3 separate regions of the Mus musculus genome follow, and regions 1 and 3 are each linked to region 2. Evidence: chromatin loops called from intact Hi-C (ENCODE). Cell type or tissue: left cerebral cortex. All regions are shown on one strand. Links, peaks and the distances in the headings refer to the core of each region. The heading gives the core; the rest is flanking DNA.

The links. Hi-C counts contacts between places; a loop is a spot of excess contacts. Peaks named below come from ENCODE experiments on the same cell type or tissue, not always from the same donor. Only the 100,000 strongest peaks of a DNase experiment are listed, where the experiment ranks them.
Region 1: it touches region 2 in a loop (3-fold over the local background); 2 of 42 quality-filtered maps call a loop at or near these places.
Region 3: a loop joins it to region 2, with 5 times the contacts of the local background. A loop is called at or near these places in 2 of 42 quality-filtered maps.

Annotation. Positions count from the first base shown.
Region 1 is chr5:107,594,304-107,599,685 of GRCm38, reverse strand. Glmn (glomulin, FKBP associated protein) reads left to right here and starts at 2,047. Exons shown (of 19, transcript NM_133248.2): 1 at 2,047-2,142; 2 at 2,824-2,898. The coding sequence starts at 2,860. Rpap2 (RNA polymerase II associated protein 2) reads right to left here and starts at 1,990. Exons shown (of 13, transcript NM_144911.3): 1 at 1,826-1,990; 2 at 1,119-1,164. The coding sequence starts at 1,898. In left cerebral cortex, for the core only: no CTCF peak of the experiment used is centred there; DNase peaks (open chromatin) are centred at 1,791 and 2,088; H3K4me3 peaks cover 1,757 bases; H3K27ac peaks cover 1,051 bases.
Region 2 is chr5:107,403,101-107,408,482 of GRCm38, reverse strand. Ephx4 (epoxide hydrolase 4) reads right to left here and starts at 4,970. Exons shown (of 7, transcript NM_001001804.2): 1 at 4,708-4,970; 2 at 2,366-2,451. The coding sequence starts at 4,932. It overlaps Gm17202 (a long non-coding RNA gene), which reads left to right. Exons shown (of 5, transcript XR_389494.4): 3 at 2,870-3,312. In left cerebral cortex, for the core only: a CTCF peak has its summit at 2,726; DNase peaks (open chromatin) are centred at 2,424, 2,897, 4,008, 4,770 and 2 more places; H3K4me3 peaks cover 3,476 bases; H3K27ac peaks cover 5,000 bases.
Region 3 is chr5:107,521,667-107,527,048 of GRCm38, reverse strand. No RefSeq gene overlaps it. Among named protein-coding and RNA genes, the nearest start is that of 1700028K03Rik, 10 kb to the left of the region's middle. In left cerebral cortex, for the core only: CTCF peaks have their summits at 2,297 and 2,497; DNase peaks (open chromatin) are centred at 2,596, 4,040 and 4,929; H3K27ac peaks cover 2,502 bases.

The sequences.
Region 1 (5,382 bases), core at 174-5,173, 190 kb before region 2:
CCTGACCTGACTGTCCTTCCGTGATGAGCAGTGATACGGAAGTGGAAGCTCAGTTCTTGTGAGCAAAACCGACTTGTTCAACAACACATCCTAAGGGCCTAACTCAAATACAGACGATCTTGTATTTGGAAATTATCTTGCAAGAAGAGTCGGTGAGTCCTGAAGTGATGAATGTTAGTCTCTTCAGATGAGTTTTGCTCTAGCTATCTCCTCTGTGACACGAGAGGCCATGACTTTTTGGAAGCTCTAAACTGTAAAGGATGCTTTTGGTTGGTTTGTTTTTAAGTTCCTATTTAACGTTACAAAGAAGACAAAAACAAAATAAAAGAAAACAAAAAAACGGGCAGTGGTGGAGAACGGTTTTAATCCCAGCACTTGGGAGGCAGAGGCAGGCGGATTTCTGAGTTTGAGGCCAGCCTGGTCTACAGAGTGAGTTCCAGGACAGCCAGGGCTATACAGAGAAACCCTGTCTCGAAAAACCAAAGGGGGGGGGGAGGGGAAAGAAAGAAAGGAAGGAAGAAGGAAAGAAAGAAAAGAAAGAAAAAAGAAAAGAAAAACAAAACAACAACAGAACAAAAAACCCAGAAGACAAAAGGTGCCTTGAAGTGATAAAGAAAGAACCTGCTTCAGCGAGCTTGGCACATACAACAGTAATAGTGTACCTGAAGAAATGGGAAAGATTGGTTAATTCAGGAACTATGTCCCCAGAACTTTCTACAGGTGTTCATGATAGTTTCCAACAGCCTAAGCCTCCACATTGGTTTTCCTACAGCTGAAGGACAGAGCAGTCTTACGTGAGAATCGACAGTGCTTCCTGAGTCTTCAGTATTTTCTCAAGAAAGGTATGCACTATGCTTTTAAACTATTTGGGCTGGAGTATAGCTCGGTAAATTAGACAAAGAGCTTCATTAGAATGTACAAAGTCTTTAAGTTCAATTCCCAGATTGCAAGATCAGAAAACAGAACATCAAAACAAAAAAACCAAAACCAAAAAGAAAAAAGAAAAAAAAAAAAAAAAAAAAGAAAAGAAAAAAAAAAAGAAAAGAAAAAAAAAACCAAATCAGATTGAATTAATGAGATAAAAGCAAAGTGAAATGCAGATGCCCACGTGGTTCTACCTTTTAGATGCATCTCCTCGTTTCAGGGCTCGGGTCTGTTTAGTACCTACAATTGAAGAGAGAAAAGTCAAGTGCCAATGCATTTGATGTAGCAGAGTAGTCCCCAAATATCACACTGTAGGCACCATTTCCTTTTCTCTCACACATCTCATTTCCAACTTCGATGTGTACAAAAAAAGAAAAACAACCCCCCCCCCAGAAAAACAAAAACAAAAGGGGGGGCTAAACAGGAAGCAAATTCAATTGTTTCTGTAAATTAATTACATTTTACATTTTCATGACGGCAGTCTCTTCGAGGACTCTTTCTCATCGGATGCGCTTTAATCAAGTGCTTTTAAAACACTCTCTAAACTGGGTTCCTTTAGAATAAACATTGCTCAGTCTCCCAAATGTTTGTTCCCTTGCCTAAAGAGAGGAGTCTGAGACCTCAGAGACCAGATATCAAAGCAATCCAAGGTTCAAGGCAACTGACCACCACCTGCCTTGGCCACTTGTTCCCACGTACGGGTAGATCCTAAAACCCCTGTGTAAGAGTGTGGGATTCCTCCCCCGAAGGCACTAGGACAGCCTGCGTTGGGAAGCTCTGGGCCTCATCCACCCGGAGTTCTCGCTCTCCCCGGCGCAGCCTCAGAAAGAGGCCCGCGCGTGCGTGGTACTCAAACCAAGGTCTCAGGGTCCCAGCCTGGGACGGTGGCTCTTGTTCGTACCGGTAGCATCTCGGTGGGTGCTGGAAGCCCGGGTACTTGGGCCTAGAGAGCAAGGTACGGCAGAGTCAGCCATGGGGAAATGCGGTCAGAAGAGGGGGTCGGGACAGCACATCTACCTCCTCACGCTTCGCCCGGAACCGGGCTGGGGGCGGGCCCAGGGAGGGCGGGGCGAGCGGCGGAGGGGGCGGGCCCAGGGCGGGGCGGGGCGAGCGGCGGAGGGGGAGGGTCCGGTCCGGGGGCGGGGCCAGGAGTGCGGCCTGCGCTACCTGAAGTGGAGAAGGAGGAGGAGGGCAAGAGGCAGGCGCGTGGATCGGCGGGTAGGTAGACATGCTGGGTCGGGCGGATCGGGCTCGCCGAACAGGACCTGCGCCGCACGCGGCTCTCCTGCTCGGCCTCTGGAGGTGCTGGAGCCTGGACACCCTGCCCTGCAGGAGCAGGGAGAAATGGCCTCCCTTCGCCTCAGCCAGGCGCGGTAGGGTGTGATTTTCCTGTTCGCGCCTGCGGGGCAAGGACCTTCGCTGCTGGCCTCCTTTTCGTGATACTCGGTGATCTCACTGACGATTGTTTATGTGAGGAGGGAGATCCTGTGGAGAATGGGGTGGGCGGCATCGGAATCTTCAACTTCTTTGGGTGACTTAATTATGTTGGATTCCAGTTTTTGTCAATGGGACATTTAAAAAAATTACTTAATGATTAGATTTTTCATTCCAGGTCCACAATTTGGATTTTTGTTTTCCTTTTAAACAAAGGCTTTTCTAGTAGTTCTTTCTAGGGCTCTTTTTATTTTTTTACTCGTCATTCTTTAAAAATTACTTTCTTTAGGCATTATATCAGGGGCTTTTAAAAATGCTTCATTAGGCTAACACAGTAACGTTCAGTAATAGCAGTTAACCTATAAAACTTTACATTGTGTTTGTTGTCTAATAATTCAGAATGAAACGGTTTATGAAACATAATTTACATGGTATCACACAATTAACTGGGTTTTTTTGTATTAGTTCATTACAGCATCAAAATTAGGAAAATAATTAGGAATGGCTGTGGAGGAACTTCAGAGCATAATAAAAAGATGTGTAAGTACTTCTCCGAAAACACCTTTAAATATATGGGAAGGGCATAGAGTATCTTTACTTTGTGGTCACTCATGTTATTTATCTTAACTAAATTCTGCTTCTTCTTTTTTGACTTGTAAATATCAAAAAATCAGGAAAGTAGATTAGATGATAATGATGATGGTGGTGGTGACTTTCAATCCTAGTACTTTTGGGAGGCAAAGGCAGAGGGGTCTCTGATTTTGAGGCTGGCCTGGTTTACATGGTAAATTTCCAGGACAGCTTGGGCTATGGAGAGAGAGAGAGAGACCCTCGCTCACAAGGGGCATAAGGGGCTAGAGAGATGGTTCAGTGGTTAAGAGCACTTGTTCTTGCGGAGGACCTGGGTTCATTTCTCAAAACCCAGGCCCTGTTCTGGCCCACAATGGGCATCAGGCACATGCATATGTATGAAGGTAAACGTTAGTAAATTGTATTTAAAAGCATATTAAATCATGTACATGTCTGTTTATGTGTGTTGGTAGGGGGTATATATGAGTATAAGTGCCTGGCATGGAAGCCGTAGCGTTAGGACCACTCAGAGCTGGAGTTACAGGTGGTTGTGAGCCACCTGATCTGGGTGCTGGGAATTGAACTCAGGTCCTCTGCAAGGATAGTATTTGCTCTTATCTACCAAACCATTTCTCTAGTCCCAGTAGTCTTTAATTTTAAATTTCTTATTGTTTTCATAAGTTTCTCTGGTACAGTAGGTTCAAGATCACTCCTTAAGCCATACTGATTCATGCTTATAGACAGCAGTCAGGAGCTGTGACAAGAGGACCTGAAATTTCCAGGTCAGCCTAAGCCTCCTCATGAGAGCCCGTCTCAAAAGCCAAAATGAATAAAGCCAATCATTAAAATATTAGGATAATTCTAATTTTTATCTGTGTCTTAGTCAGGGTTTCTATTCCTGCACAAACATCATGACCAAGAAACAAGTTGGGGAGGAAAGGGTTTATTCGGCTTATACTTCCATACTGCAGTTAATCACCAAGGAAGTCAGGACTGGAAGTCAAGCAGGTCAGAAAGCAGGAGCTGATGCAGAAGCCATGGAGGGATGTTCTTTACTGGCTTCCCCTGGCTTGCTCAGCCTGCTCTCTTATAGAACCAAGACTACCAGCCCAGAGATGGTCCCACTCACAAGGGGCCTTTCCCCCTTGATCACTAATTGAGAAAATGCCTTACAGTTGGATCTCATGGAGGCATTTCCTCAACTGAAGTTCCTTTCTCTGTGATAACTCCAGCTGTGTCAAGTTGACACAACGAGCCAGTACAATTGACCCCTTGTCAACTTGACACACAAACACATCACTAGTAAGCCTCAACCCTTGCATTCTTATTCATCCCCAAGGTCTAAATAACTTTAAACGTCTCAAAGTCTTTACATATTCTTAAAATTTCAATCTCTTTAAGATATCCATCTCTTTTAAAATCCAAAGTCTTTTTACAATTAAAAGTCTCTTAACTGTGGGCTCCACTAAAATAGTTTCTTCCTTTAAGAGGGAAAATATCAGGGCACAGTCACAGTCAAAAACAAAAATCAATCTCCAACCATCCAATGTCTGGGATCCAACTCAAGATCTTCTGGGCTCCTCCAAGGGCTTGGGTCACTTCTCCAGCCATGCCCTTTGAAGCACACGCGTCATCCTCTAGGCTCCAGATGCCTGTACTCCACTGCTGCTGCTCTTGGTGGTCATCTCATGGTACTGGCATCTCCAAAACACTGCATGACCCCTTCAGTCCTGGGCCGTCAATTGCAACTGAGGCTGCACCTTCACCAATGGCCTTCCATGGCCTCTCACAGTGCCACGCCTCAGCTGCTCTGTGTGACCCCTTCATGCCTTCAAAACCAGTACCACCTGGGTGACCCTTACATATTACCAAGTCCCGCTGCAGCAGGAGTACAACCTTGGCCATCTCTGGAACACAGCATCTTTGTGCTTTCAGAAAACACTTCCCAGAAGATGTCACCTCAAAGATGCTGGTCTCTTTTTAATCACTGCTAATTTCTTAGCTCCAGCTAACCAGCATCAATAGTCCCAGTAATGCAAAGTTTTTGCTTTAGTAGTTCTGGTATCTTGTTAATCACAGCTGATTCTTCAGCCCCAGCTAACCAGAACTACAGAATCTTCACAATCAAAAACAGCAGTGGCCCTGAAAAGAGGCTTTAATTTTCCCTCTGAAATTTCACAAGCCAGACCTACATCTTCTGCACTGTTCTCAACATTATCTTCCAAGCTCCTACACAACATCTGACAGAGCTCTTAACAACGAATGGATCTTCAAGCCCAAAGTTCCAAAGTCCTTCCACAGTCCTCCCCAAAACAAGGTCAGGTTGTCACAGGAATACCCCACTATGTTGGTACCAATTTGTCTTAGTCAGGGTTTCTATTCCTGCACAAACATCATGACCAAGAAGCAAGTTGGGGAGGAAAGGGTTTATTCAGCTTACAATTCCATACTGCT
Region 2 (5,382 bases), core at 109-5,108:
ATACATACATAGTAACATATTTGACTCACATTTCAGCCATAAACTAAAACAGAAATGGCTGCAGTAACAAAACATTGTCCCTGTCGCACATCACAGAAACAACCCTTACCACACTGAAACAAGACTATTTTCATACCCTTGGGGGGGGGGTTGTTTTGTTTTGTTTGTTGTTGTTTTGTTGGCAGTGGTTTTGTTGTTTTCCTGAAATGAGATCTTGTTAGCAGCTCAAGTCTGGTACTGCTATGTAAACCCAACTGGCCTCAGGCTCCTTTGTCTTGGCCTCGCCATGCTGGGAACACAGACATGTGCTGCCAGCACGCCTAGCTTTTCTGACCGTTTCAGACAATAGCAGAGATCATGCAGAAAAGCAAACACCAAGACAACCTCTTCCCTTATCATTTCTGTTAGCATATTTCAGGATCCTGGTTTCCCAGGCAGGACACTGCGGTGTTGGGCATCCTGTCTGTCCTCCTCTGAAAAGGTGACACCACTGCCTCCTTTGTGCTGAGCTCAGGATGAGGAGCCTCTGAGTGAGTCTCTGCCTGGGAGTGTTTACACAAGCATCCCAGGCAGCTGGAGATGGAGGCAACTCACAGAAATTGCCTGGGTCAGCTTGAAATATTTTTAAAAGAGATGCAAATTGAGGTAGAGGGAGAGAGAAAAAAAATCCTTTGACAAACAGCCATATTTTGGGCTGATTTAGCTAAAGTTCCCACAGATGTGTTATCTTCTCTAACACTTCCTCTGGATTTAAGGCGGCAGATGTAGAATCCTATTGCTTTTGTGTCCCTGGCAGATGTAGAATCCTATTGCTTTCGTGTCCCGTGTGATAGCATGCATTAACTATTGCCCTGATAGTAAGTACATAGATTGCTGCTTCTCAGCTGTCTCGGGTAACAGTGCTAAATCTACACAGCACATTACTATATGGTGCTTCTGGATTTTAAAAATTACTGTGTTCTTTTTACTTTTCTTTAGTTTTGTGTCTGTGTGGTTGTCTGCAATGTATGTGCAGGCACCTGCAGAGACCAGAGTGATGCTGGATCGCCCGGCTCGAATACCTGAGCAGTGGCTGCTTTACCCAGTGACATCTTCCCAGGCCCCTAAGGGACAGATTTGGAGTACTGGCTGGGGTGATACGAAGGTAATTTGATTCTACTCTCACAGCATCTCTGCAGAAATGTTGTTGAGTGATACATAGGGTCCTTCTTCTATTTGACTATCCTGCATTGTGATAAAACATCTGGACCGTAGCACTTGGGGAGGAAATAGTTTATTTCATCTTACGGTTCCGGGTAGCAGTCTACCACTGACTGGAAGTCAGGGTTTCTGCTTCAGCTCTTTCCCTGACTCAATTTATAACTTGAAATTTCAGAAAATTGAAACTTTAGACTTTTTTAATCTTCAGAGGAAAAAGCATAGTTAGGGATGGTGGTGCACACCTGTAAGCCTAGCACTTGGGAGACTGGAGAGCTTGGGTATGAGTTCAAGGCCAGTATGGTGGTTTGAATAGTATGGCGTATACACTCTTGTGTTTGAAAGTTTGGCCATAGGGAGTGGCACTATTAGGAGATGTGGCCTCACTGGAGGAAGTGTGTCACTCTGACGGTGGGCTTTGGGGCTAAGCTCAGGGTGACACACAGTTTTTTTCTGTGGTCTGCAGCTCCTCCAACACTATGTTTACCTGGACTCTGCCATGCTTCCCACCATGATGCTAATGGATTAAACCTCTGAAACTGTAAGCCAGCCCCAATGAAATGTCCTTTATATAAGAGTTGCTTGGTCATGGTGTCTCTTCACAGCAACAAAACCCAAACTAAGACAGCTAGGCTGGGCTACACAGCAACAGCTGATCTCCAAAAATTAGGGTGGTTGTATATGTATGTATGTTTTTAGATTAGGAGCAAAACTATTGCTGTGACTTCAGGGACATTCAGGAGATTTCACCCTGTGAAATGATCTGCCTGCCGTTTTGAGAAAGGGATTCCATGATAAGTTCTACATTTAGAATGTTTGCCCCTGTAAAACTATGACATTTAACCGTGGTCATAATAGAGTTAGATCTGACCTCATGGGAGTAACCTCTAATTTACCCTCTGTTGCTTTCTTGCCTTTCCACCCTCTATCATAAGATCATTCAACATGGCAGCCCACATCGGATCTTGATCTTGGACCTCCCAGCCTCCAGAACTAAGCAAAAACCAAAATAAAACAAACAAACAAACAATAACAACAATAACAAAAACACCACCACCACCACCAACAACAACAACAACAAACTCTATTCCTTTACAGCAGCATCAAATGAACTGAGCCAGAATCTTAAGTGTTAATGCGAAAGAAACAAGTTAGTTGGTAAATTTACCAGAATTCTGGAAATCCATGAAGCAGCAGCATGAGCGGTTTGCCCCTTTCTCCAGCAGCAACATAGTGAAATCTTAACCCGGAGTCCTGAAAGTGGAAGAGTATGGAGTATGTGATAGCAGGCAACATCAAACTAAGACATTTAGTATTTCCCTGTTACTAAAAACATTCTCGCTTGAATTACTTTAATATCAAGAAATAAATATTAACAACATATTATCAATAGAATAAAGGGACTAATTCACCTTTGTGGGTATTCCCTTTGGAATACCCCTTACTTGCTCTGTTACAAGGTCTGTGTATATATTTTGAGCTTCTGGAGCAATGTTACAATGTAGCTTTCGTCTTTGTGAGGTGTGACGTTTTATCCCCTGCAGGATACATAAATAATTCTGATCTGAATTTCAATGTTGCAAAGTGTATCTCACATATTTTTTTTCCTCAGTTGCCTGTCAAGAGCTGCAGTATCACTTATGTAATTCACACCCCCTTCTCTTATTTTTAGGCATCTCCTTCCCACACTGCGATCTGAGTGTTTCATATACGCTCTCCTTTCCTGCCTGCTCCCTCTGTCACATCTGTGTTTCTAACAGTGGACTATATCAGTGCCCAAGACTTCACGCCACATTTGGGAGATGACTAACCCCAGAAAAGGAAAGGACTGGGAACAAGAGAAGAATGCTGCAGACATCAAGGATATGGGAGCATAGACAAGAAAGGAAGAGAGAAAAGCTAAATCCCTGCAAGTATGAGGGGAAGACAGCACAAGTCAAAGCTGGCCATGGACTCTGTCTCTGGCGTGTCATTGCCCTTGATTCCACCACCTTACTAAGAAAACAAGGCCCAAGGGCTGAGGTTGCAGAGCAGTGGCAGAGCATTTGCCTTTCAAGCATGAGACCCGAGCTTCAGTCCCCAGCACTGCCGTCCCTTCCCCTAAATGAGGTCCAAGTAAGTCACATAAGTCATGAAGGTCATGGGAGTCATGAGCGGGCTAAGGATGTAGCTCAGTGGCAGAGCACTCGCCTGGCATGACCAATGTGTCCCCCGGCGTCACTAAATAAACAAGTTAAGAGGAATGAAGTATACAGGTGACTAGAGTCACCACTATTTCTTCCTTCTGCTTTTGAGGGGAAAAGAGAGTAATTCTGAGGAATCCAGGAAGAGTCATAAGCTGTGTTTCATCCTTAAGTTGGACAGAATTAACAAATGTGACTTGGCTGTTATCTTTTAAAAATTATTTTAGTGGTGGTGAGTCTTGGAAGAATAAAATGCCAGGGCCACCAGATTGGATTTAATAAAGATTTTATCGCACTGGGTATATGCCAGGTTGATAATTATAATGATGAATTATAAATTATACTAAGTTATAGGTCCGTTGGCCTATGTTTTCTTCTCTTTTTCTTTGTGGTTCTCTTCCTCCTCCTCCTCCTCCTCCTCCTCTCCTTCTTCTCGAAACATGAACATACTTAATTCTCACATCAGTTTCAGGCTCCTTTTGCCTTTCTGAATCCCAGTTGCTGGGGAGTTTAGCTGCTGATTAAACGTCAGGCAGGACTCAGTAACACAAATATCTCCTTGTATGTTGCCTTTGAAAGGCTTGTGAGTCAGACTGTAGGTCGTATCACAGAGACTGTATCACTCCACCACCTGGCATCAGGAAATAGACCGTCTGTGGGCTGTGACAGAAGCTTGGACGAGGACGGACAATGAAAATCTGTTGGCACGGTTGACACTTTTATTTAAGCACAGAGAATGGAGCTTTATTAAGAAGTGGGTACCTACTTTGTATTCCATTCTCTCCTATTTTTGACTTTTTGCACCTACTTCCTTCCTCACAAACACAAACCATTTCTTATCCTTTAGTGCTGCCTAGGTCATCTGAGATTAGAAATGACTTTCCAAAGAACTGTCCACTCCCTCCATCTCAAAATCTGGACAGCAGGGCACCGCCAGGAGCATTATCCTGCAACTGATCTGAGCCCTAAAAGGCAAAAAAGGTAACAGGAGATAGCTTCTCCTTGCAGTAGGAGAGGGAGCAGAATTATTCTGAGTTGCTTCAGCAGGAGGAGGATCCAGTTAGAGAAATTTCACGTTCTGAAACACGCACCTCCCCCCCTCCACACACACACATAGGTTAAGGAGAGAGTGGAAAGCCATGATACTGACCCGCGGAACAGCCCCTGGCCAGGTCCCTCCTGCCTCCCCCTGGGGTCCTCCGGGTGCCCGCAGCCATCGGGACGCATCTAGGAACAATCGGCCCGGCGCCCTAGGCACCGCGGCTTCCAGGGCTCCCCACCCGCGTCCCTCTCCCTCCCCTGTCTCCAGGCCCGCGTCGGCCTTCACCTTGATGCGCACGTAGCAGTGAGTCCCTAAGGAGGGGTCGTTCAGGCACGCCGGAGGGTTGGCCCGGGCCGCCCGGCGGAAGGTCTGCGCCGGCGCCCTACCGATGCTCCACAAAAGTTTGAGCAGGTGGACGGAGGCGCACAGCCCGCAGTAGCCGTACACCAGGGACCAGTAGAGCAGGGCGCGCAGCGCGGGCAGCAGGCGGGGCGGGCGCGGCGGGGCCATGGGCGCCTGCGGGAGCCGAGCTGCGGCGTCCCTCCCGCGCCCGCCCGCTCGCCCCGCACACGCCGCGCGCCCGGGCCTCGGGGACCGCGCAGGGCGAGGCCCGGGCTGTCCTCCCGTGCCACGTCGCTAGAGCCGAGCGACATGAAGGCGACGCCGAACGCCATCCCCAGGTCCTGTCGAAGCTCCGGGCTCTGAACAGGTCCCAGCGCCCCGGTCCCAGAAGCCGCAGACCTTTTCCCGGATGTGAGAATCGCGGAGGGCGGGAGGGACTTTTGTACTGAACTGTGGTAATTATTTCTTCAGGTGGGCATCCCTAACACAATCTCTTACAGATATTAACTGTTTCTTAACTGAGTTCAAAGTTACCAAACACCCCAGCCAGAAAAAGCAAAAAGGCACTTTACACCAAGGCACAAGCAATCAATTAGCTTGTCCCTACCCTTAGCAAGG
Region 3 (5,382 bases), core at 174-5,173, 120 kb before region 2:
GAAGAAGGCTGCATGAAACTGAGGACCAGGTAACCAGCCATATGACAGGACTTAGACTAGAATAAAATGGGACAATTAAATTATGAGCTATTCGGGGAACAGGCCCAAGCTTATGGCCTCGCCATTGACTCATATATAAGAAGTCTCAGAGTTGTTATTTCTGGGAACAAAGAGGCTGGGTGGTAAAGCCAACAGTTACGCAAGTAAGAGCAACCAAACCTGACAGCCTGAGCTGCCTTTCTGGGACCCAGGCGGTAGAAGGAAATAACTGACTCTCAGGGTTAGGTTAGGGTTGTATGTGCCATGGCAACACACATGCACATGCATACACATGCACTAGCGAACACATACATAAGTGTACACACATACTAAATGAAATTGAAAAGGGAAACCCTAAAATAGAAATACGTTACAAATAAAAGACGTGACTGATAAAAAAAAATATAATCAGAGAATTCAATCCACACTGACAATTTGAAAAGACTTGATTCTGATAGGTGAAATCCATAATGAGGATTTACACAGGAGACTCCACAGCAGAGAGAGAAGAGGCAACTGGTGGCGCACGCCTTTAATCCCAGCACTTGGGAGGCAGAGGCAGGCAGATTTCTAAGTTCGAGGCCAGCCTGGTCTACAGAGTGAGTTCCAGGACAGCCAGGGCTACGCAGAGAAACCAAAAAAAAAAAAAAAAAAAAAAAAAAAAAAAAAAAAAAAAAAAAAAGAAAGAAAGAAAGAAAGAAAAAAGAAAGAAAAGAAAACAGAAAAGAATAACTGGTGCTCACAAATCAGAGAACCCAACAAAGGGATAAGAGCGAATACAGACTATAAAGAACACTTTCTACATGAAGAAAAGAGTCTGCAGATGCACAAGGAAAGGAACAACCCCTCCAGGAATATTACCCAGGACATGGCCTGACAATGCTTTGAAATTTCAAGGTTCTGTGAGGTGACCTACAAAACATCTACAAAGGAGATAAACGGTGTTTCCCAGAAAGAGCAAAAATATCACACTAGCCCCAGGCTTCTCTTGTTGCCCCACTAAATTACAGAAGATGATTCCTTAAAGTCATTTTTTTCCTGCCGTTTGAGATGCAGGGAGAACTGACAATGCACACTAAGGTTAAATAAAGACACCACCTCCTTGTACACTGGGCAACAGCTCTACCAACTTTGCTATATCCCCAACCCTACACTTTAAAGTACTTTGTGTGAGTCTGTTTTTAATTGTTCACTACATTTTAAAAAGTGAGATTACCACTCTTTTAGGTCCCGTATTTGTTGTCAAAGGGCATTTCAGAATCAGTGTAGCTGTTTTATATTTGCAGTATATGAGTTTGATGGCAATTTTACTAAACCTCAGATTTTATAATTTTATCTTTATTAATATGCTTTGCTCTATGTTTTTTAGTAACTAGCACATAAACTATTTTACTGCTCACTGTATTTTTGACCATTTCAGTTTCTTCTTTTGATAACCTTGGGTTTTTTTTTTGTCTAGTATTCTTTAATTTAGCTGTTAGTATTCTTCTGATTGATATAGGAGGTATTTGTGTATTTAGAATATAAATATATGTCATGGCTCTTAAAATATTACTCTTCATTTTCTTTCCTATTTTTTCATATTATAAATTTTCACATAAAATTTTTCATATAAAGTTTTAGTATTGATATGTCAAAGAATGTATATGTAGTTTGACATTTTTCTTAGATTAGTCCATCAAAATGAATAAAAATGTAATTGTGGTGGCAATTAAAATGTAAAGAATGAAACATAACAATGAGATATTTTCAGACAAGTGATGCATCACCTTCCTGTAAGCCACCGCCATGGTAAAGGCTCTAAAACCGCACCGTCTTGAGAATGACAGAGCCTCCCCACTCCTGCCCAGCCCAGGGTGAGTTTCAGAGAATGGTGAAGCCTTCCTAGGTGATCTGAGGGTCCATGTTGGCAGTGTGTGTAGAGGATGTCACCATAGCTTTCTCCCCGTGGACATTTATGACCTGAAGACACTCCTCCCTACAGAGCTGTCTCCTTGTTTATCTGTATATGAACCCCAGCTGTATGTAGTGACCCTGCCTCTCTGTATATAAACAACATACTCAGCTTCCTCTGAATATGTTTTCTCAATCACAAAGTCCAGCCCCCCTGAGCCTGATATGTGTGTGTGTGTGTGTGTGTGTGTGTGTGTGTGTGTCTTTTCTTCAATCCTTCACTGGCCCAATGGGAGCCATCGCTGGAACAGTGCAAAAGGTGCAATAACCAGTCACACTTTCTAAAAACTGCTTGGGAAATGTGATCATTTTCCCCCCCAAAACCACTTCCATATGTAATGTTTCTCTTCTTACAGAAGAACTACTAGGTCTAGAGTCCGTTCATCTAATTATATCTAGGAAGAACCACATTGTCTTCAAATGTAACTTCAAATGAGCCGTGCCTTTTTTTTTTTAAAGGCCACCTTGAGCGCTGAAGGTGATGAATCCTGGTGGTGATAAAGCACACGACACCGGTGTGCTACACGGAGGCTGGTTTGGAAACATGCTGACTCAGGCGTGTGGACCACACGGGCAGCCCAACGTGTTCTCATTTCCTGCTTAGCAATTTTTAGATTGACTTAGCTCACTGACTATGAAAAGCACAATTATCCCACGCACTGTGCTTGGGTTGGATTTTAATGTAATATGCTCACAATTTTAGCTTGATTTTAAATTACAAGTGGAGTTTAGTTCCAAGCAAGGGTTATCTGACTTGACTAATGATAAACTTGTAGAGCATAATAATGATGCTAGAAATTAGTTTCCTAACGTAATTTAATTGGTTAAATGTGTGATTATGACATGTGTGTGGCCTGCAAGCTTCAGTGTTTTGTCTCTGCTCTGGGGCTACAGATGCACGTCACCACATCTGGCTCTACAAAGATTGCATTTTTAATTTTTGTTAAGCAGAATATTTCCCCCAGCTTACCTTTTGTCTTTTTGTTCTTCTTGTGGCATCTTGAACATGTTTATATTCTACATTTAAAATAGCCAGGTTATCAATCTACACTTTATCACCTTGGTGTCCCTGTAATGGTAAATCTTTGCTGTCAACCCAACCCGGTCTGTAATGACCTAGAGGACACACCTCGGGGTATGTCTGTAAGGGTGTTTGCCCAGAGCTTTAACTGAGGAGAGACTCGTATGAGCATTGGCTGTGGTCCTCAACCAGATACAATCAACCCATCCCACTGAGGATCATGCCACATGCTTTTTAATGATTCTCTTTTGATGTCACTGTTTCAAGTTAAATAGCCGTGTCCATAGAGATGGTTGTTCTCGTCTGACCTGCCGCTGTGCTGTATGAAGGCTTCCCAGCATCAAGGCACCTTGCATTCCTTAAATTGTCATTATGTTGTTTTAATACATGACTGGACCATTTTGGAGCTGTGCCACAATTATGTAAGTGGTACTGTGGTGGCCTTTGAATGCTTTGTCACCAGGGAGTGGCACTTTTTGAGGATTATAAGGATTATGAGACGTGGCCTTGCTGGTGCTATTGGGGGTAGGCTTCAAGGTTTCAAAAGGCCATAGTGGGCCCAGTCATGCTCTCTCACGCATGTGCTCTCTCCCTCCTCTCCCTCTCTTCTCCCCTGTCCATCTGTCCGTTCATCTGTCTAAGAACCAGGATATAGCTCTCTGCTACTGCTCCAGCACCTGCCAATGCCAGCATGCCTCCTGCCATGAGGATAACGAACTATGTCTCTGAAACTATAAACAGGCTCCCAATTGAATGCTCTTCCTGTAAGAGTTGCCTTGGGCATGGTGTTTCTTCTCAGCAATAGAACAGTGACCAAGGCAGGTATTATTCCATAATTTCTATGTTGTCTTCAGTCGGATTTTAATGGTCATATTATGTTAGCTTCATAGATTGCGTGTCATGGCATTTCTTCTTTATTTCTATTCTAAAATGATTTAGCGGCCTTGATCAGCACTAATTTGGGACAGTACTGTCTATGTTGTCTAGACTGACAAACTCCAAGGTCAAGTAGCCTCCTGCCTCAGCATCTGAGTTGGGACTAGGACCGCTGCGGGTTTGAAGGGTACACCTAAAACACTCTGTCAGCTTCTTCCAAGCGTATCTATGTAGATACAAGTCATCTGTGTAGACTTCCTGAATCCACTTGCTAAATCGTATTTCTTTAAGTCATTGGTTTCATCCAGGGTTTCAGCTGTACTTGTATGAGATTGTACAAAACCCTACCATAAGTATTGTGTATTTATGCTTTTCCCAGCACTGAGACCATGGGATGGATAGGTTGTTCGGCTGCTTAGGAAGCAGCTTTTAAAGATATTTTTCAGTTCTGCCTATTTATAAAAAACTGATTTAAATTTTGTTTTAATCTACATATTCTTAATGTAGGTGTGCTTATGTTAGTGGATGTGTATGCCACAGCAGGCTTTGGAGGTTAGAGGACAACTTGGGGGAGGTGGTTCTCTGCTTTCATCATGTGGGTCATCGGAATGGAACTCAGGTAATCAGCTTGGTAGCAAGAGATTCTGCCTGCTGAGCCATCTCACCAGTCCTTGCAGCCTGAGCACCACTACTGTCTGCATTCATTCCTTCCAATTCACTTTGGTTTCATTTGATGATATTTTCTTAAATATGTGCCTTATATAACTTACTCCGAATAAGATGCTACAAGAAGATACTCTATTTCAACTTAAGATTTGTTGAAGGGGACCCTTTTTTGCTATTTTAAACTTACCAGAGAGATTTGAGTTAAGAACGAATCATGAGCCGGAAAGAACTTAGAACCAGAAAAGGTCCAGCTAGCTCAATTCCGGAACAGCAGACATTATTTATAGATGGTGAAGGGAAGTACAGAAATAGGCTGATTGGTTCCTGCTCCACCCTTTGCCTTGTTGGGATGTGGTCCGATCAGCTGGAAGCCTGAGATTGGCTGGAGCCTGGCTGCTTATGGTTGGCCAAGGCTGGGCTGTAACAGCCTAAGCTTCCAAGTTAGGTTGGAGTTGTTGTCAGGCTGCAGTTCCTCACTGGGAACTCAAAGCAGGGCTCCCGCCTTCTGACCGTGGCAGGTCTGACGGCAGCTTTTGCTGTCAATTTCACAGGTGGATTATTTGTAGTCTGAGGGTCTTTACCACTCTAGAAATCTCTTCATAAGGAAGCATATGATGTTTAAATGAAGGCGCATTTTGATTGCAATTATTTTCAATTAAGCTTTCTCTCCAGGAAAAAAAAAAGAGCTTGAAATAGAAAACAGGCAAACCTCATTACATCTTATATAAAGGAAAGCTGACCTGTGAACACTATAGTAGTTTGTGCAATGACAGATATACAAGTCTCCTGGAGCTACGTCAGATTCAAAGTAGTTGTGTTATCAGAAT